Regions from separate parts of the Homo sapiens genome. Here region 2 is linked to region 1. Evidence: read pairs that join two places in POLR2A ChIA-PET (ENCODE). Cell type or tissue: MCF 10A. All regions are shown on one strand. Each heading gives the region's core, and the rest is flanking DNA. Links, peaks and the distances in the headings are about the cores only.

Region 1 (17,244 bases), core at 4,864-9,863:
AAATGATTACCCTTGTTGTTTCCTGAGTGCCTATGCAATGAAGTTACCAATCGTTTTAACAAAATATAGCCATATTTTACATATCCAGCAACAAGCATAATATCCCTGGGGTCACTATTGTTCAAACCTTTTCTGAAGGTCCCTTCAAGGTCATGTTGTCCAACAAACTCGTTTTACAGATGAGAAAACTGAGGCCCAGTTTGGCAACAAGATTTGTCCATGATCCTGAAGTCTGTTTTCTATTTCAAGGTGAAATCTCTCTATGATCTACTCACTAATCTACCTCACTCACCAGTTGTGTATTCCAATGTCTTTTGTCTGTGAAAATCAAACTTTTCTTTCCAAGGGTGTAGATTGCCCACTAAAAATTTTTCCTTGGGACAATCATGCTGTGAAAAAACTCTGCATGTTGGAGTCAGAAAGCCTGGTTAAAATACCTGCTTTATCTGAGAACCTGTATGGTTTTGGGCCAGTCATTTCTCTTGCATGATTATCAGTTTCCTTCTATATAAATTAGGATAAGGATCCCCAAATTGAAGGGTTGTTGTGAGACAACAGAGGTTCCCTGTGTTTGAGCATCTTGGAGTCAAAGAAAGGGGCCCAGCACGTAGTACCTGGGCATGAGCAAAAGTTCAAATGGCAGTGGCCGGGTGGGATGGCTCATGCCTGTAATCCCAACACTCTGGGAGGCCAAGGCGGGTGGATCATTTGAGGTCAGGAGTTCGAGACCAGCCTGGCCAACATGGTGAAACCCCGTCTCTACTAAAAATATAAAAATTAGCTGGGTGTGGTGGCGCGTGCCTGTAATCCCAGCTACTCTGGAGGCTGAGGCAGGAGAATCACTTGAACCCAGGAGATGAAGGTTGCAGTGAGCTGAGGTTGCACCACTGCACTCCAGCCTGGGTGACAGAGTAAGACTCTGTCTCAAAAAAAAAAAAAAAAAGTTCAAATGGCAACAGAGCCAGCCTCAGCCTTCACACACTGGCATGTTACCAGTGAAAACTGGCTTCTCTCGGGCTCATACACGTGCTAAGCATTGTATTCATTGCAGTTTGTGGATTTTCTTTTTAAATTCTCATATAACTCTTTAATGTAGGTGTTATCGTTATCCTCATTTCAACTGATAGGGAAACTAAGGCACAGATGGGTGAAGCAACTCACCGAAGGTCACACAGCCACTGGAAAGCAGCCAGAATTTGCACTCAGGCCTGCTGGCTCCAGGGCCCTTGTGTGTGTAACCTCAAGGCTGTCATTCTTTTCTGCTTTTGTGTCCAAGGAGGTATTTGCAGATCAGTGAGATGTTCTTAGCTGATGAACCCCAGAATCTTATCATCTCAATCCAGAAATCTTCAGAATATCTTCATGGTTTATGAAGGAACACTAGGGAGAGACATAGCAGACAGTACAACCCAGATGATGTCAGCCAGGCCTCAAATTTCCTTTCCTTGACAGGGGTCACTTTCTTGTTTACTTTCTGGCTGTTGGCAGGATGATTTCTTTCTTTTTTTTTTTAAATTTTATTATTATACTTTTAAGTTTTAGGGTACTTGTGCACAATGTGCAGGTTTGTTACGTATATATACATGTGCCATGTTGGTGTGCTGCACCCATTAACTCATCATTTAGCATTAGGTATATCTCCTAATGCTATCCCTCCCCCCTCCCCCCACCTCACAACAGTCCCCAGTGTGTGATGTTCCCCTTCCTGTGTCCATGTATTCTCATTGTTCAATTCCCACCTATGAGTGAGAACATGCGGTATTTGGTTTTTTGTCCTTGTGATAGTTTGCTGAGAATGATAGTTTCCAGTTTCATCCGTGTGCCTACAAAGGACATGAACTCATCATTTTTTATGGCTGCATAGTATTCCACGGTGTATATGTGCCACATTTTCTTAATCCAGTCTATCATTGTTGGACATTTGGGTTGGTTCCAAGTCTTTGCTATTGTGACTAGTGCCGCGATAAACATACATGTGCATGTGTCTTTATAGCAGCATGATTTATAATCCTTTGGGTATATACCCAGTAATGGGATGGCTGGGTCAAATGGTATTTCTAGTTCTAGATCCCTGAGGAACCGCCACATTGACTTCCACAATGGTTGAACAAGTTTACAGTCCTACCAACAGTGTAAAACTGTTCCTATTTCTCCACATCCTCTCTAGCACCTGGCAGGATGATTTCTAAAAGAAAGAGCTTGTGTTAAAGGACATACAATTACAGTGAGATAGAAGGAGTAAGTTCTGCATCCTATAACACTGTAGGGTGACAATAGTTAACAATAATATATTATTTAGTGTATTATTCTGTTTTCATGCTGCTGATAAAGACATACCCAAGACTGGGTAATTTATAAAGAAAGAGATTTAATGGACTCACAGTTCATCATGGCTGGGGAGGCCTCAAAATCATGGTGGAAGGTGAAAGGCACGTCTTACATGGCAGCAGACAGGAGAGAAAGAGAACCAAGTGAAAGGGGAAACCCCTTATAAAGTCATCAGATCTCATGAGACTTATCCACTATCAACAGAACGTAATGGGTGAAACTGCCTCCGTGATTCAGTTATCTCCCACTGGGTCTCTCCCACAACAAGTGGGAATTATGGGAGCTATAATTTAAGATGAGATTTGGGTAGGGACAGAGGCAAACCATATCATATAGTTTCAAATCACTAGGAGGAAGATATTGAATGTTCCCAACACAAAGAAATGATGAATGTTTGAGTCGATGCATATGCTAATTACCCTAATCTGTTCATTATACATTATATGTATCAAAACATTACTATGTACCTTGTAAATAGGTACAATTATTATACGTCAATTAAAATAATGAAATTTAAAAATGGCACCTGGAGTTTTATTTACTTGGGATAAGGAGAGACTGAAGAGGGAGACCACATATTTCGAAAGGATGTTTTGAAAGCTGACCCAGGATGAATGCTCTTGCCTTCCAAATTTCAGATCAGAGCAACTTCCTTGGCATCACCTGCTTCCACCAACTCTGTCTGCACCAGGAAAAATCAGGTCAGCTACTTACTCAACAGGACCTCTGACATTGTTTCCTGTGGACAGAGTTCCCTGAGGTCTTCACTGCAATAGAGTTGGAACCACTGAGAATGGATTTGGGCCCTGGTAAGAACATTCCTTTGGTGCCCCCAGCAAGGGACCCCACTAAAAATCTTTGCATGTGATTTATAGTGCATGTCGTAGAATGGTGCCCTGCAACCCCTTTTCTATTGCTGAACAGAGTCCTGGTTTTCTGTGCTGGCTTCCCCATTCTCTGGGAGGCTCTGAGTGGGGAGGAATATCAAGAAGAAGGCGGCAGTTTTGATGCCCTGTTTCCTGGTCTGTCTTACCCTGCAACCCCTCAACCTCCCACACCTACCTGTGCCCTCACTTTTCCTTTCATCCACGTACGTCCAGCCTCATAGACTGAGAATCCATGGCCCAGGTCCTCTCCCAGTCCTTGTTAGTATCTATTTTACATGTCAATGGAGCATATTCTATCGACAGTGCTATTTCTCTTTCTTTTTTTTTTTTTTTTCAAATAAGTTCTTCAGTATTACCACATAATGAAAGCCAATCTTCTCATCAGCCTAAAAGTCTGCATTGTGCCCTTGTCAATGAACAATGAGAACACATGGACACAGGGAGGGGAACATCACACACTGGGGCCAGTCATGGGGTGGGGAGCAAGGGGAGGGAAAGCATTAGGACAAATACCTAATGCATGCTGGGCTTAAAACCTAGGTGACGGTTGAATAGGTGCAGCAAACCGCCATGACGCATGTATATCTATGTAACAAACCTGCACGTTCTACACATGTAGCCCAGAACTTAAAGTAAAATAAAAATAAATTAGTTAAGTCCACATCTCTTATCTGCATTTCTGAAATCTGTGAAGCTTCATAAACCAGTTCTTCTGCTGAGAAAGTTCTTTTTCCTAACCTCACCTGAACAGATATGAGGCTATTTGTATTCTTTATTGATCCCACTTATGATGACTGTGTATCTGTTTTGCTGCTGCTACTAGTGTCTTTGATGTATCGCCCTAGACTCTGCTGGGTATGATATACAATAGAATATAAGCAAAAATAGATTTTCTAAAATTGGGAACATTTTGATTTCCAAAATACATTAGGCCCTAAAGATTTCAGATAAAAAATTGTGTACCTATATAATGTGCCACACAAGCTGCTTATCTGTTCTCTTGTTGCTATGTGTTTGCGATTTTTTAAAAACACTACTCTATAATATAAAGATATAAAGTTACTCCTCACCAGTCCCTCCTTCCTTTGGGATTATTTCCTTGGGTACACTCCTCAGAACTAAATTATTTTACATTGGGCAGGAGCAGTTTTATAGATTGTGTGTCTGGTGCCAGGTTAGTTCCCCAGAACTGTTAAGTTTGTGAGCACCAACGACACCTGATCACTCTCTCCTCACTCCAGGGAGGGGGATTTGTGTAAGATGCTGTCTTGTTCAGATGAGGCTGTGAAAGTGAGCAAGCTGTGGGACTCCACATAAATAATCAGTTACCCTGTGAATGTCTGCTTGGATTTCTGGGTGCAATGTGGTCTCCTCAATTCTGTTGACTGGCTGAGGCCCAGGCTGTTGGCTGGCTTTCTAGGGGGTATCAATCTACTCATCATCCATCCATGCTTCCATCTTTTCACCCGCCCATCCATCCATCCATCCATCCATCCATCCATCCATCCATCATCCATTCACCCTTCTAACATCCATCGATCCACCCATCTATCCATCCATCTGTCCATCATCCATTCACCCTTCTACCATCCATCGATCCACCCACTATCCATCCACCCATCCACCTACCCATCCATCCACCCATCCACCCACCCACCCACCCCCCACCTCCACCCCGATCTATCCATCCACCTATCCACCCACCTATCCATCCAGCCAGTTATCCATCTAGCCATCCTTCCTTCATGGGATATTTGTTGAGATCCTATCCCTTATCCAGGAACCAGGAAGAATGCAGCAGGCAAGACAGACAAAGTCCTTGCTCTCATGGAGCCTGTGATACAGTGGGCATGGGGAAGGGGAGGCAGACAATAAATAACAAATAAACAAGATGATGTCAGATAGGATTAAATATAATAAAAATAAAATGAAGTGGGGTGTGGTGGCTCATGCCTGTAATCCCAGCACTTTGGAAGGCCAAGGTGGGCAGATTGCTTGAGCCCAGGAGTTTGAGGCCAGCCTGGGCAACATGGAGAAACCCTGTTTCTATAAAAAAAAGTACAAAAAATTAGCCAGGCATGGTAGCATGTTCCTGTAGTCCCAGTTACTTGCTGGGGCTGAGGCGGGAGGATCGCTTGATCCTGGGAGGCAGAGGTTGTAGTGGGCTAAGATCGCGCCACTGCACTCCAGCCTAGGCTACAGAGTGAGACCCTGTTTAAAAAAAAAAAAAGAAAGAAAAAGAAAAAAAATGAAGTGATAGGATTAGGGGAAACCTGTCTATTCTGATTTAAAAAGAAGTACCTTAAGGACCTAAGGATAAAGGCTATAAACTTAATATAGGAAGAAAGTAATCCACAAGGCTACTCTGTGTTCATTCTTCAAAAGTCACATGACAGAGGGTAAAGACTAATAGCCCCAGACACCAGCAATGATGTGTCAATACTCACAAGGCGTGGTTTGAGCTAACATCCATGCCAAGGCCATCAAGACTAGTATATTTCCACTAGTTTGTACAGGAAAATGAAGGAAGGCTTTTTGAGGAGGTGGTGCTTGATATGAGGCCTGGATGGCAAGAAGGAAACCATCATTCAAAGATCTTGGGGGAGATGCCTCCAAGCAGAAGAAATAGCAAGTGTAAAGGCCTTGAGTGGGAAGGAGCTGGCATTTTGAAGGAAGACATGGGGGCAATTTCTCCCTTCCCTCGGCCCCTTGGAAACCACCATTCCACTCTGATTCTAGGAGTTGACTATTTTAGATACCTCATGTAAGTGCAGTCAGGAAACATTTGTCTTTCTTTTTTTAAAGATAACATTGTTGAGATGTAATTGGCATATAAGACCTGCACATACAGATGTGCACAATTTGTTGCGTTCGGGCAAAAGGCACACACCTGTGCTGTCATCACAATCAAGGTCATAGACATATCCAACATCTCCCAATTGGATGGTGTAGATATAAAACAATTTCATTATTATGCAAAATGTTCTTAGACAATGCTGGTCTAATTTGAAATATAAGCAGGCCTATCATTTTCCAGGGAGGGCTTCCTTGGTGACTGTTAGGGGTTGAATTGTGTACTCCAAAATTCATGTTGAAATCCTAACCCCCAGTACTTCAGAATGTAACTATATTTAGAGATTAAAGTCTTTAAAGAGGTAATTAAGATTAAATAAGGTCATTGGGATGGGCTGTAGTCCAATATAATTGTTGTCCTTCTAAGAAGAGGAAATTAGGGTTTAGACTCACATAGACCATGTGAAGACACGGTGAGAAACTGATCATCTGCAAGTCAAGGAGAGAGGCCTTCTGACACCTTGTTCTTGGACTTCCAGTCTCCAAAACTGTCAGAAAATAAATTTCTGTTGTTTAATCCACCCAGTCTGTGGCACTTTGTTACGGCAGCCTGAGCAGCAAAACAGTGATTTTATTCTTTGATCTGCTTATAACACAGGAGAATGCATTGAACTCTTTGGGAATTCAAACCTGTTCAGTCTTGGCCTGTGGAAATATACTAGTCGTAATAGCCTTGGCATGGATGTTAGCTCAAGCCACACCTTCTGAGTATTGATGCATCATCCCTGGTGTCCAGAGCTATTATAATCTTCACCCTCTGTCATGTGACTTTTGAAGAATGAACCCAGAGTAGCCTTTGTGGATTGCTTTATTCCTGTAATTAAGTTTATAGCCTTTAATCTTAGGTCGTTAATGTATTTCTTTTTAAATTAGTAAATAAGTAAGTAATAGACATAAGAAAAAAATTCCATACAGCTCAAGAAAAGCAGGGGAAAATAAATTCTTAAGACAATAACAGTACAGGGTCAGGAGCAAGGAAATCAAATTCCTAGTTCAACATTGAATAGCTTGGATTTTAAAAATGTTATGTAATATTTTTATATATAAGATAATGTTACATAATGATAGTTACATTATCACTGTGACATTATTACATATATTATGGAATTATAGTTTATGTATATGTATGCATGTGCATATCTATATGTGTAGATATATAGTACTGTGGTTCCTCCTTGTCCTCAGTCTTGCTTTTCAAAAGTTCAGTTACCTGCCGGGCACGGTGGCTCACGCCTGTAATCCCAGCACTTTGGGAGGCCTAGGTGGGTGGATCACGAGGTCAGGAGATCGAGACCATCCTGGCTAACACGGTGAAACCCCGTCTCTACTAAAACAAATACAAAAAAAAATTAGCTGTGCGTGGTGGTGGGTGCCAGCTACTCAGGTAGTCCCAGCTACTCGGGAGGCTGAGGCAGGAGAATGGCGTGAACCCGGGAGGCAGAGCTTACAGTGAGCCGAGATCACGCCACTGCGCTCCAGCCTGGGCGACACAGCGAGACTCCGTTTCAAAAAATAAAATAAAATAAAATAAAATAAAAAGTTCAGTTACCTGCAGTCTACTGCAGTCTGAAAATATTGAATGGAAAATTCCAGAAATAAACAATTCCTAAGTTTTAGACCGTGCGTCACCCTGAGTGATGAAAACTTGTGCCATCCTTCTCTGTTCCACCTAGGACATGACTCATCCCACCATATCCACCCTGTATACGCTCCCTGGCCATTAGTCATTTAGTATCTGTTTCAGTTATCTGAAAACCTGTCTTGGTATTACAGTGTGGGTATTCAAGTGACCCTCATTTTCAAAATGCAAGAGTAGCGATGCTGGCATATTGTTATAATTGTTCTATTTCATTATTAGTTGTTAATCTCTGACTGTGCCTAATTTATAAATTAAACATCCTAGGGGTGTATGTCTTGAAAAAGCCATACCATAGTACATATAGGGTTTGGTACTGTCTGTAGTTTCGGGCATCCACTGGGGTTCTTGGAATGTATCCCCTAGGACTACTTTAAATTATGAAGAATCACATTTAAATGGATAAACCTACCGCGCACAGGGAACTTTTCTAATACTATTGAATTGATCTACGTGCTGCTCCTAATCCCATTCCTTCACCCGTCTTTCAGCAGTAAGTACTACCCTGAAATTAAAAAACATCATTTCTTTCTTTTTTTTTTTTTTTTTTTTGAGACAGTTTCGCTCTTGTTGTCCAGGCTGGAGTGCAGTGACGTGATCTTGGCTCACTGCAACCTCCACCTGCTGGGTTCAAGTGATTCTCCTGTCTCAGCCTCCCAAGTAGCTGGGACTAGAGGCGTGCCACCACGCCCGGCTCATTTTTGTATTTTTAGTAGAGACGGGGTTTTGCCATGTTGGCCAGGCTGGTCTCAAACTCCTGACCTCAGGTGATCCGCCCACCTTGGTCCCCCAAAGTGCTGGGATTACAGGTGTGAGCCACCACGCCTGGCCTTCTTTGTTTTTTTTAACAATAGGGCTTCAGTACTTCTCTATGTACCCCCTAAACATGATCTAATTTAGGATCGTTTGTGTTTTAACTTTCTAAAAGTGGTATCACACTTACATGTAGTACTCCAAGAGTTACTTCTTTTCATTCAATATTATGCTTCTAGGATTTATCCATGCTGCTTGGAGCTATAATTTCATTGTCTTCACTGCACAGCGTTGCATTGCATAAATACATAATTTAGGGCCAGGTGCGGTGGCTCACATCTGTAATCTCAGCACTTTGGGAGGCCAAGGGGGGCGGGGTGGATCATGAGGTCAAGAGATTGGGACCATCCTGGCCAACATGGCGAAACCCCGTCTCTACTAAAAATACAAAAATTAGCTGGGTGTGGTGGTATGCACCTGTAGTCTCAGCTATTTGGGAGGCTGAGACAGGAGAATTGCTTGAACCCGGGAGGTGGAGGTTGCAGTAAGCTGAGATCGTGCCACTGCACTCCTGCCTGGGCGACAGAGTGAGACTCTGTCTCGAAAACCAAAACCAAAACCAAAACCATAATTTATTTATTATCTGTTGGTAGATAGTTGGGTTCCTTGCCAAGAATATTGTTTTTGACATTCTTGTGCATGTCTCCTATTGTATATTACAATAGCTTCTCTTAGTTATGTACCTACAATGCTTTTATAATTTAAAAAGTTTGAAGGATATGTACAAATGTAAAATATGCTTGAAAGTAATTCTCTTTTTGAGTAAAATTAAGCAAATAAATATTGTTTTGTTTGAAACAATCTAGTCATAGGACATTCCAGAAACTGATCTTTTATTGTATCATTAGCAGCTCCTGTAGCTTATCTCATTTCTTACGATAAATAAAGGTAGTTCAGAATCTTTAACTCAGTAGCTTTCGTTGAAGTATCTTTAAAAGCTCATATGTGAGATGCTGTAATCTTCCTTTTATTTTCACGCCTATATCCTGATTTCTTGACTAGGTGGTAAACAATGTGAAGGTATGTAATGAAGATATATTGCCTCCATTTACGGGGAAGGAAATTGAGACTCAGCGAAATTGAGTAATTTGCCCAAGTCACAAAACAGAGCTGGGAATCAGTCCAAAACCCATGCATGTCTTGCTACGGGATGCTGTGGGTCACAGATGTTTGTCTCCTTCTCCCCCAGTGTCTGCTCTCACCTCTTGCTACTGGGGTTGGCACATGAGAAAAGGAAGCCTCTGTATTTGGCAGGCTGGTTGTCTACTAATTGCTGTCATTTCTTAAATGCCTGCTATGTGCTTCCCAGACACAGTGCTAAAAACTCTAGCTGAGGCTGAGTTAATCCTCATGACAACAATATGATACTGATGTTATTCTCTACATTTCTCAAGTTTAGGGGAATGAGACCCAGAATGAATAACATTCAAGATCACACAGGTAGAAGAGACAGCAGAGTTGGGTCTCTAATCCAGGTCTGTCTTACTCCCAAGCCTTTATTCTTTCTAAAAATATCATATTGCTTTCAGAAGGAGAAAAAGCCAAATGTGCTTCCAATGTGGTATTACTTCCCATCAGGCTCTGATTAAGTATCTGTGCCTATGTTGCTAGAAGGAGGCAGAGTGACACAAAAATGTTTAGAACGATTATGAAAACTTAATTTAGATGTGCCTCTGGGGGGATACCACCCAGGGCTCAAACCCAAAACAGAACCTTTTGAGTGATTTTTGACTTTTGATACCCGAAGTCCTAGTCCCTGCTGGAATTTAACTAGGATGATAAGGAAGTTGGTCTGCATACACATATGTAATTGATGATCTTCAGAGTGGGGTTGGGTTTAAAAGCATAGACTCTGAAGTTGGGTGGACTTGAGTTCAACCCTGGCTCTTCCACTTATGAGTTGTGCGATCTTGGATAAGTTACTTAACCTCTCTGAGCCTAAGTTTTTCCATCTTTGGAGTGGTAATGATTAACAGTGACATCTTTATAGAGTTTTTGTGATGATTGATTCAACTCATGCAAACCTCATAAAATAATGCTGCTATCAGCTATTGTTAGTATTGAGTGATAATAGTAAAGAGACAGAGCAGTGAATCAGGCTAAGCTTCAGGGATTCGTCAAGAAATGAGAGGAATGGCCAGGTTATTCCACTGTGGGTGATTAAAAATCTGTACATTTGTGTTGCTTTGTGATCTTTGGACAAAGTCCACTAGATCAGTGGTCCCCAACCTTTTTGGCACCAGGGACCGGTTTTGTGGCAGACATTTTTTTCCACTGACAAGGTTGAGGGGATGGTTTCGGGATGAAACTGCTCCACCTGAGATTATCAGGCATTAGATTCTCATAAAGAGTACACAACCTAGATCCCTCTCATGCGCAGTTCATAGTAAGGTTTGTGCTCTAATGCTGCTGCTGATCTGACAGGAGGGGGAGCTCAGGTGGTAATGCTCGCCCAGCTCCTGCTGTGTGACCTGGTTCCTAACAGGCCACAGACAGTACCAGTCCACTGCCTGGAGGCTGGGGACTCCTGCACTAGATTCTCTCAGTAGCCCTGCAAAGCTAGCAGGGCCTACCTGATGGCCCTCTACTATCAACGAGAAAGCTAGGCCATGCAGAGAGTGGGAGGACAAGTGACTCACTCAAGGTTTCTCTTGCTTTTTCTTTCTCTTCCTTCCTTCCTTTCTGCCTTCCCTCCCCTCCTCTCCCTTCCTTCCTCTCCCCTCCCTTTCCCTCCCCTCCCCTCCCCTTCTGCCTCTCCCTCCCCCCTTCCCCTCCCTCCCTCCCTACCTTCCTTCCTTCCTTCCTTCTTTGCTTTCTTTCTTTTCTATCCTTCCTTCCTTTCTTTTCTTTTTTTCAATTGATGAATAATAATTGTATCTGTTTAAGAGGTATAATGTGATGGTTATATATATACATGTCATAAAATATTAAATCAAACTAATTAACATATCCATCACCTCACCTACTTACCACTTTTTCCCCCACCTGCTCTTTCTGGGGACAGAACTCAGGTGGCTTATTTGAATCCTACTTTGGTTGAAGTTTTCCGTGTGTGTGTGTGTGTGTGTGTGTGTGTGTTTATGTGTGTTTAGTTTCCAAAGGGACTTAGAAAATAAAGACTTCCAAAAATCCCATTAAAAAGGACATTTCCTCTCCATTGCAAAGACCCAACATGACCGCTTCTTTCGGCATTTATTAAAATGGCAAATTGGAACTGCTTGAGTGTGGGTTCTTATGGAAATCATGCGTGGGCTGGCAGCTGTGTTGGCATGAGGAGGGTTTGCTTTGAAGCCCTCTGAACTGTTCTAGCTTCATAGATAAACACCTGTGGCAGAGATTGGTCTTTAAAATAAAGGGTCTTTCTCTAACTTGTGTAGAAATCAGGTATTCTGTTGTTCTTTTCTCTTAGAATTATCCAGTTATGCTTACTAGTGTTTTCTTTTTTTTTTTTTTTTTTAAATGGAGACGGAGTCTCACTCACTCTGTCACCCAGGCTGGAGTGCAGTGGTGTGATCTCAGCTCACTGCAACCTCCGCCTTCCAGGTTCAAGCCATTCTTCTGCCTCAGCCTCCCAAGTAGCTGGGACTACAGGCACACCACCACCACACCCAGCTAAGTTTTGTATTTTTAGTAGAGACGGGGTTTCACCATGTTGACCAGGATTGTCTCGATCTCTTGACTTCGTCATCCACCCACCTCAGCCTCCCAAAGTGTTAGGATTACAGGCGTGAGCCACCACACCCAGCTGAGAAGTGTTTTCTTTCCATGTTTCCAAGAAGTTGCCATAGTTATAGCTTGGGTTATTTGTACCAAAAGCAAAACATTAACATGGTACATTTTAAAGAGAATAACATAACTTTTTGACAATATAACTGGGTGGGGAAATTACCCAATCTTGGGCAGAATCCAGCTAACCTGCTGCTGCTGACAGCATGGCTGAGCTGGGTCAAGGGCTCAGGGATGTAGGGATATGAACCACAAACATGAAGGTTTGGTGTTTCATGGCAGAGAGAAGGACCTTGGCCCTGGATGGGGGTCGAGGGTTTGAGGTCTGGCCTTGGCTCTGACAGTTGTCCTTGGTGTGACCTTAGGCAAGTCACTCTCACTCTTGGGTCTTTCATTGTCCCATCAGTAAATGAGGATGTTAGACTAAATGGTGTCAAAGATCTCTTTCACTTCTGAAATTCCACGATTCTGTGAGTTCTGTTTTTGTAGCCTTGCAGCCCGTTTGAAAACCATACCCTTTCCATTTAAGCCCACCAGAGGGCGATATGCCCCACGTGTTGGTCCTGCCCCGGTCCAAGAGACCTAATCACTGGGTTAAGTGCCTTAGAAGAGGAAGCCATGACTCAATCCCTGCTTCTAGGGAAGAGAGATGGAAGTGGACACTATTTAAGTTGCTTCTTGGATCTGCGATTGACCAGGGCTCTTCACGTCCATTTTCTCTTTGATTTCATGTCAGTTCCCTGGGCCACATGCCAGTTTCTTATTTCACAGGGAACCAAGACTTAAGGAATTGAAAGGACTTACCTTGGACTAGGTGGGTTTCCAGTGGTAGGCCCAAGACCTTACCTCTCCATCTGTGACTTGTCCTTCTGGGCCTTTTCCAGTGGATCTCAAGAGGCTGCCTCTGTTTCTAAGGGGCTCCTGCTGAACTAATAAGACAATTTACACATGAGTTGATTAAGGCAAAATACGAAACCGTATTAGAGTCAGGACTAGGAGCTACACTGCATGGATAGACAAACACTTCTTTCCAATGAAGCTCTTCTTCTGGGATTTGGACTAAATGATCTGTTAAATGTGAACTTCCATAGGAACTATAATGGTCTTGATTCTATGTTGCAGACAGTGGAATCCACTCTGGCTCATTTAAGTAGCAAAGGAATTTTTGAAAGGGTATTAGGAAACTCTCAGAATCTCCAGGAGAGGCAGAGAGTGAGAATCTGAAATTATGTAGCCAGAAACCATGACTAATTCCAATGTGGGGGCTTTTCTAGAAAAAAACCCACTGCTACATTTGCTTGCCCCCTCAGATGTTCGGAATTGGGCACATCATGGAAACTAATATTGACTGAGCATCTCCTATACAGTGGGCTTTGTGCTGGGCATGTATCTTATTTAATCCTATGGGATGGGTATGGTTATCCCTAATTTATATATAAGGAATGCAGGCTTGGGGAGTTTGATGACTTGCTCAATGAAACCCACCTCTCTCTGACTTCAAAATCTAGGCTCCAACAGAACAAGAGAATATGGACTTTGGGTTGAAACTAGGAACCACCACTAGTCCCCAAAGGGCAAATTCAAGGGAGGAGGGACTTTCTCTGTGTTTCTTACTGCCTTTGTAACTCTTTTATTGTCTAGTAATTTGGAAGAAGAGGAGCACAAAGGAATGTTAAATTCTAATTTTCTATTATTATTTTTTGCCTCTGGTTCTTCTGATCAGTAGAAATAGCTGCAAAGGAAGGGAGTCTTTCCCATATGATGCTTTGTGGGCATTACTTGGATCTCTCTTTGAATAAAAAATTGTTGGACTTGGAAGAGACCATGACATAGATTTATTCAATCTTGTTAGTTTATGAACTGGGAAACTGATTAGAAAACTACTTGCCCAAAGTCATATACTGTAATAAGATAATGGCTTTCATGCATTCAACAAATGTTCAATGAGTTGCCTACTACTTGCCAGTAAATGGACACAGTGTAAGATAGACAACTTCTCTGTTGCCATGAAGCTTTATATAAACAGAGATCCTAGAGGTAGCTTCACTTGTAGTTCTCCAACCTTCAAATAATCTGAAACAAAAATACTTTTCGCTCTTGGCTAGCCACATGTAGAAGAATGAAATTGGATCCTCATCTTATACAAAAATCAACTCAAGATGGATTAAGAATTTAAACCTAAGACCTGGAACTATAAAAATTCTAGAAGATAACATTGGAAAAACCCTCCTAGACACTGGCTTAGGCAAGGATTTTGTGACCAAGAACCTGCAAGCAAATGCAATAAAAACAAAGATAAATAGTTGGGACCTAATTAAACTAAAGAGCTTTTGCAAGGCAAAAGGAACAGTCAGCAGACTAAACAGAAAACCCACAGAATGGGAGAAAATCTTCACAATCTGCGCATCTCACAAAGGACTAATATCCAGAATCTACAACAAACTCAAATCAGTAAGAAAAAAACAGACAATCCCATCAAAAAGTGGGCTAAGGACATGAATAGACAACTGTCAAGATATACAAATGGCCAACGAACATATGAAAAAATGCACAACATCACTAATGATCAGAGAAATGCAAATCAAAACCACAATGCGATACCACCTTACTCCTGCAAGAATGGCCATAATAAAAAAAGCAAAAAACAGTAGATGTTGGCATGGATGCGGTGATCAGGGGACACTTGTGCACTGCTGATGGGAATGTAAGCTAGTACAGCCTCTATGGAAAACACTGTGGAGATTCCTTGAAGAACTAAAAGTGGAACTACCATTTGATCCAGCAATCCCACTACTGGGTATCGACCCAGAGGAAAAGAAGTCATTATTTGGAAAAGATACTTGCACATGCATGTTTATAGCAGCACAATTCATGATTGCAAAATCGTGGAACCAACTCAAATGCCCATCAATCAACAAGTTGATAAAGAAACTGTGGTATATATAGATGATGGAATACTACTCAGTCATAAAAAGAAATGAAAAAAGGCCACTGCATTTGCAGTGACCTGGATGAGACTGGAGACTATTATTCCAAGTGAAGTAACTCAGGAATGGAAAACCAAACATCGTATGTTCTTACTGATATGTGGGAGCTAAGCTATGAGGACACAAAGGCATAAGAATGATACAATGGACTCTGAGGACTTAGGGGGAAGAGTGGGAAGGGGGTGAGGGATAAAAGACTACAAATAGGGTGCAGTGTGTACTGCCTGGCTGATGGGTGCACCAAAATCTCACAAATCACCATGAAAGAACTTACTCTTGTAACCAAATACCACCTGTACTCCAATAACTTATGGAAAAATGAAATAAAAAAATAAAATTTAAAGTAAAAAACACTTTTGGCTCTTTTTCTTAATTTTTTTTAAACAATAAAGATAAAATGACAATTTTATCCAATGGCAGATAAATAGAAAAAAGTTTAACTATATTAGTTATCAAAAAATACAAACAAACCTTTTTTCCTTATCGATTTGCAAATATTTAGAAAAAAAAGACTGCCCAATGACGATGAAAGAATGTGGAATTCCACCGTCTCATACACTATTGACATAAATATAAATTAGCTTTTGTGAAGGAAAAAATTTGCAATATGTATCAAAACATTCTTGACCCAGAATTTACTTCTTAGATTATCTCCTGGAAAAATAACTCTGAATGTGTATGAAGATACATCAAATAAGGATCACAGTGTGATGTATAATAAACAGCAAAATCTGGCAATAATCTAAATGTTCAACATCTGATTGATTATATAATGTATGCTACAGCCACTCTATTGGTCAGGATTAGATTTGGCCATGTGTAACAGAAAATCCTAAATAACAGTAACTTAAACATAAATGGATTTGCCCTTTTCTACCTAAACAAAATCTGGAGGTAGGTAGTTTGGGTCACAAAGTTATTTAGAACTCAGGTTCCTTCTGTGTTTTCACTATTGCTATTCTTCGTGCAAGTTCAAGCTGTCTGCTAGAGCTACAGCTATTGTGTTCACATTCAATATGGAAGAGAGGAATGGCAACGTGCACAGCTTATTGGCCAGACCTTGATAATATGTATCTGCAAAGAGACTTGGAAAGGTAGATCTTTAGCTGGACACATTGCCTACAGCTTTGGCATAAGGAACAGAAAGAAATGAGAGAGAATGGGCATTGGATAGGCCTATGGTCTTCAAAAAACCTTGCTCACATGTTCCTGAAAAGGATTTTGAGTCTGGTCATGGTGGCTCATGACTGTAATCCCAGAACTTTGGGGGGCCGGGGTCAGGACTTTGAGACCAGCCTGGCCAACATGGTGAAACCCTGTCTCTACTTAAGATACAAAAATTAGCCAGGCATGGTGGCATGCACCTGTAGTCCCAGCTACTATGGAGGCTGAGGCATGATAGTTGCTTGAACCCAGGAGGCAGAGGTTGCAGTGAGCCCATATCAGGTCACTGCACTCCAGCCTGGGCGACAGAGCAAGACTGTCTCAAAAAAAAAAAAAAAAAAAAAAAATTTTGAAAAATTATCTACCATTTTGTACTTCTTTAAATTGTTCCTGATTTTTTTTTAAAATCACAGGTGTACATGAATATGAAGAATACAACTTCTGGCCCATTGTAAATATTGACATAAAAAATAAAGCTGTTGCATCATCTCTTAAAATACACCCAATGGAATGTAAATACCATTGTGATGTAATAGCCACCATCCTCCACCTAAAACATAACTCAAACTGTTGGCAAATCTCTATTTTTCTTTTTTCTCATTCTACTTCTTCTACAGACTTTTTCCTAATATAGTATATATTTTTCTGTTTGAAAGTTTTTTGAATTGACCACCTTATACCTTTCCGCCACAACAATATATATAGAAATATAAATTTTAACTTCATGTGGCTTTAAGATTTTAAAAGTATTAAAATATTTCTTTGGATTATCATTACAATTATTAATACTAGGTGGGGAGCAGTGGCTTATGCCTGTAAATCCCAGCGTTTTGGGAGGCTGAGGCGGGAG
Region 2 (5,000 bases), core at 1-5,000, 290 kb before region 1:
ATGTCCATACAGAGGAGAACGGTTGGATAACGTATGGTACAGCCACACAGCAGAGTACACACGGCTGTCGAAAAGAATGACAAAGACCTCTGTGCACTGACATAACAGGATTTCCAGGATACGGTGAAGAAAATTAAGTGCAAAAGAGTATCTATAGCATGCTATCTTTTATAGAAGAAAGAAAGCATATAGATATAAATCTGCTTATTTTTACAAAAAGAAACAGAGGAATAAACCAAAAACTTATTTGGTTGCCTTTAAGGAGCAGGTGAGAATGGGTAGAAGGGACATGGGGAGTCGTACTCGGAGTGTACCTTTTTGTATAGTTTTGATGTTTTAGTACTTAGAAAGTAAAATTAAATCAATAAAGATGGGGGAAACCCTATTCAATGCCAGCAAAAACAAATGAACCTTGTTCATATGAATAACATAATTCAGCTGAAGTGGGAAACAAAATAACTAACCCAAGTAACAGACTGCTTTGACCATAAACCCTCAGTTTAAGGACAAAATAAACTGCAAACAAATCAGAAGCTCTACTTCACATGGCAATTCTGAAACTACTTTTGTGTCTTGTAAAATTGGGCAAATGGGTAAACACTTAAGGTAGGTTCTTGATTTCTCACTGTTGAAGAAATGGGAGAAGCTAGGAAGAACCATGTAATGTTGGCCTAGAAGAGGAGGTATCAGTATGAGTGAACTTACGTTTTAGACAAATATTGAAATATTTATATTTCATGTATATCTGTATGTACACACACATAGATATATGTGTGTACACACATGTATGAATATGAGTGTGTATTATATGTATACAGTTGACCCTTGAACAATATGGGTTTAAACTGTGTAGGTACACTTATATGCAGATTCTTAAATATACTGGAATTTTTTTGGAGATTTGTGACAATTTGGAAAAACAGATGAGCCATGTAGCCTAGAAATATTGAGAAAATTAAGAAAAAGGTATGTCATGAATGCATAAAATATGTGTAGATAGTCTACTTTATAATTTACTATCATAAAACATACACAAATCTATTATATTTATTTATTTATTGAGACGGAGTCTCTCTGTCGCCCAGGCTCCAGTGCAGTGGTGTGATCTCAGCTCATTGCAACCTCCGTCTCCCGGGTTCAAGCGATTCTCCTGCCTCAGCCTCCCAGCCAGCTGGGATTACAGGCATGCGCCAACATGCCTAGCTAATTTTTGTATTTTTAGTAGAGACAGGGTTTTACCATGTTGGCCAGGCTGGTCTTGAATTCCTGACCTCAAGTGATCCGCCCACCTTGGTCTCCCAAAGTGCTGGGATTACAGCCGTGAGCCACTGCACCCAGCCACAAATCTATTATTTTTAAAAGTTAAGAAGAAATTTTTTTTTTGAGATGGAGTCTCACAGTGTTGCCCAGGCTCAGTGCAGCGATGCAATCTTGGCTTGCTGCAACCTCTGCCTCCTGGTTTCAAGTGATTCTTCTGCCTTAGCGTCTCGAGTAGCTGGGACTACAGGTGTGCACCACCACACCCAGCTAATTTTTTTGTATTTTTAGTGGAGATGGGGTTTCACCATGTTAGCTAGGCTGGTCTCAAACTCCTGACCTCAGGTGATCCGCCCACTTCGGCCTCCCAAAAAGTGCTGAGATTACAGGTGTAAACCATCCTGCCCGACCTAAAAAATTAAGATTTATCAAAACTTACATACACAAACCCTTGCAGATAATACATGGCACCATTCACAGTCAAGAGAAATATAAACAAACATTAAAATGCAGTATTAAATCATAACTGCATAAAATTTACAGAAGTACACATGGTAGTACTGTAATAATTTCAAAGCCACTTTCTGTTGCTAGTTCAGTGTGCTCAAGTTTTGAAAGTATCAGCTTAAAACGCCGTGTGCCGCTCATCATCTCTGCATGAGCAGTCTGTCTCTACAGTAAATTGCATATCATAGTAAAAAGTGGTCTCTCGTGGCTCTCATATATTTTTCAACATATTTTGTGCACTACCATAAAGCTTGAATAACACCATAGGATCCCTATGAAGTGCCACTAGTGATGCTGGAAGTTCTCCCAAGAAGCAGAGAAAGTCATGACATTATAAGAAAAAGTTGCATGGCTTAATATGTGCCACAGATTGAGGTCTGCAGCTACACTCGGGCACCATTTCAGACAGACGATTCATCTGGTAAACAGATGATGTAAACTTACGGAATCAATAAATTCAGTAAGGCACTATAAATGTATTTTCTCTTCCTTATGATTGTCTTCATAACATTTTCTTTTTCTAGCTTTATTGTAAGAATATGGTATATAGATATATAACATACAATATATGTGTTAATTGGCTATTGGTAAGGCTTCAGGTCAATAGTAGGCTATCAATAGTTAAGTTTTTGGAGAATCAAAAGTTATATGTGAATTTCAACTGTGTGGGAAGGTTGGCACCTCTAAGCCCTGCATTGTTTAAGGGGTGACTGTATGTACAAATGCAGGCATGTATATTTCCTAGCTTTGTCCACTAAAAGCCCTGTTAGTAATGACACCTCAGTAGCAATAAGCCCATCTAGCCCCCAGATCTTGATATCTAAATGCCATTCCCCATTGAGAAATATCATGGCCTAGTGGAGAATGGCTGGTTCCAAGGCTGGGCAGGAAAAGTACAAGATGAGCCTGAACCATCTTCTTGAGTCAGAAAGTAAGGAAATTCTCTAAAAATGACAGATGCATGTCAAATGGACACAGAAGCCAGGCTGAAGGCTCTGCCATATCCAAATCTGGGACACTCTGAGTATCAAAGTAAATAATGCCAATCATAAATAACAAAGTAAGAAGGCATGAATCCATATTTGTACTAAATAAATAAATCACAGGATAAAGCTCCTCTCTACAGTAAAATAGCAAGTGAGTTTTTTAAAATTTTGCAAAACAACTGAATCAGGGAAAACTAGTAGGTAAATTTTGACACAGAACAGAATATTTACAGTCTCAAAATATCACCTGCAAATACGTTATTATAAAAGGAAAAACAGTACAGAAACCTGGCAGACATTACTTACCCAAGTGATCAGTGTTACCCTCACTAATAACGGGACAAACTAACATCACGGGACCCACCAAGGACCTGACATCAAAGCTAGCATGATCCTGCCAAAATGCATAAACTAATCCAATCATAGCAACCATCAGATATCCCAAATAGAGAAACATTCTACAAAATAATGAGCCAGAATGTTTCAAAAATATCAATGTCATAGGAAGATAAAGGCTGAGGAACTGTTCCAAATTAAATGAAACTAAACAATCATAAAAACAAAATGCAACACGTGATCCTGGGTTGGCTCCTGGACTGGGAGCAGAAAGAATTGCTACAAGAGGACATTATTGGGACAAATGGCAAATGCTGGGGCTATGCAGATTGGATAATAGCATTGTACTGATGCTAAATGTCCTGATTGTGACCATTGTTCTGTGATTATGTTAAGTGAATGTCCTTGTTCTTAGAGAAAAAAAATACTGAAGTATTTAGGAATAAAGAGGCATGAGATAGACAACTCCAATGCTTTAGACGGGAGAAGAGAAAAATAGATAAAGCAAATGTGGCGAAACATGAAAAACTAGTGAATCTGGGTGAAGGGCTGATATGGTTTGGATATTCGTCCCCTACAAATCTCATGTGATCCCCAGTGTTGCAGGTGGGCCTAGTGGGAGGTGTCTGGGTCATGGGGGTGGATCCCTCATAAACGGCTTGGTGCCCTCCTCACGGTAATGAGTTACCAGGAGATCTAGTTGTCAAAAAGAGTCTGGGACCTCCCTGCTCTCTCTCTTGCTCCCTCTCTTACCATGTGACAAGCCTGCTCTCCTTTGCCTTCTGCCATAAGTGGAAGCTTCCTGAGGTCCTCACCTAAAGCAGTTGCTGGCACGGCCTGCAGAACAGTGAGCCAGACAAAACTCTCTTCTTTATAAATTACCCAGGCTCGGATATTCCTTTAGAGCAACGCAAAACGCACAAATACAAGGGTATATGGGAGTTCTTTGCAGTATTCTTGAAATTATTTCAAAATAAAAAGATTTAAACAAAACAAAACAAAAAAAAACTTCTAGGTCCAGTCCTTTGTGAGGAGTATCAGACATCAGAATCTAGAGTGTGTTTCCACTTCTGTGCTTCATAGCCATAAAGAAAGAAATTGACCTGCTCTTCCAAATACATGGGAATCCTCCAACTCCTACCAAGAAGAAAGCAGTACTGTTGCGGCCAGCACCAAACAATGGAAGAATATTAGACAAGAGCCAAGTGCCTCCCAAGGGGAAGAGCTATAATAGGTGTTGGCAATATTGTACACATCATATGAGTATTCTACACTGCTGGACCAATCACCACAAACTCAGTGGTTTAAAACAACACGAATTTATTATCTTACAGTTCTGGGGTCAGAAATCTAACATAGGTCTCACTGGGCTAAAATCAAGATGTCAGCAGGACAGAGTTCCTTTCTGGAGAGTCCGGGGGACAATCCAATTCCTTGCCCTTTCCAAGCTACCAGAGGCCTCCTACTTTCCTACTTTGGTAGCCCCTTCCTCCATCTTCAAAGCCAGCAACCTCGCACCAACAAGGCCTTCTTATACAGCCACCTCTCTGGTTCCCTCCTTCTGATTCCCACCTCTACTTCAACAACCCTTGTGATGACACGCGACCCACCAGGATAATCCAGGATCATCTCCCTACCTCAAGGCCAGCTGAATAGGAGCTTTTATTCCCTCTGCCATATAACCTAACATAGTCACAGGTTCTGAGGATTCGGATGTAGACATTTTGGAGGGTCCATTAGTGTGCCTCCCATATTTGTGGTAACAAAAACATGGTGGGCATTCATGAATAGCCAAACAGAACAGAATACCAGAAGGTCCCTGTACTAGTCCATTTTCACACTGCTGATAAGGACATACCCAAGACTGCATAATTTATAAGGAAAGACAGGTTTAATGGACTCACAGTTCCACGT

What was found. ChIA-PET counts read pairs that join two places held together with the same protein. Peaks named below come from ENCODE experiments on the same cell type or tissue, not always from the same donor. Only the 100,000 strongest peaks of a DNase experiment are listed, where the experiment ranks them.
Region 2: POLR2A ChIA-PET joins it to region 1 with 5 read pairs; 2 of 35 experiments call an interaction of 5 or more read pairs at or near these places.

What each region holds. Positions count from the first base shown.
Region 1 is chr9:114,726,253-114,743,496 of GRCh38, forward strand. No RefSeq gene overlaps it. Among named protein-coding and RNA genes, the nearest start is that of TEX48, 53 kb to the left of the region's middle. RefSeq lists an enhancer at 12,734-12,783. In MCF 10A, for the core only: no CTCF peak of the experiment used is centred there; DNase peaks (open chromatin) are centred at 6,759, 7,749 and 9,649.
Region 2 is chr9:114,438,873-114,443,872 of GRCh38, forward strand. All of the region lies in intron 3 of WHRN (whirlin), which reads right to left. Among named protein-coding and RNA genes, the nearest start is that of AKNA, 53 kb to the left of the region's middle. In MCF 10A, for the core only: no CTCF peak of the experiment used is centred there; no DNase peak of the experiment used is centred there.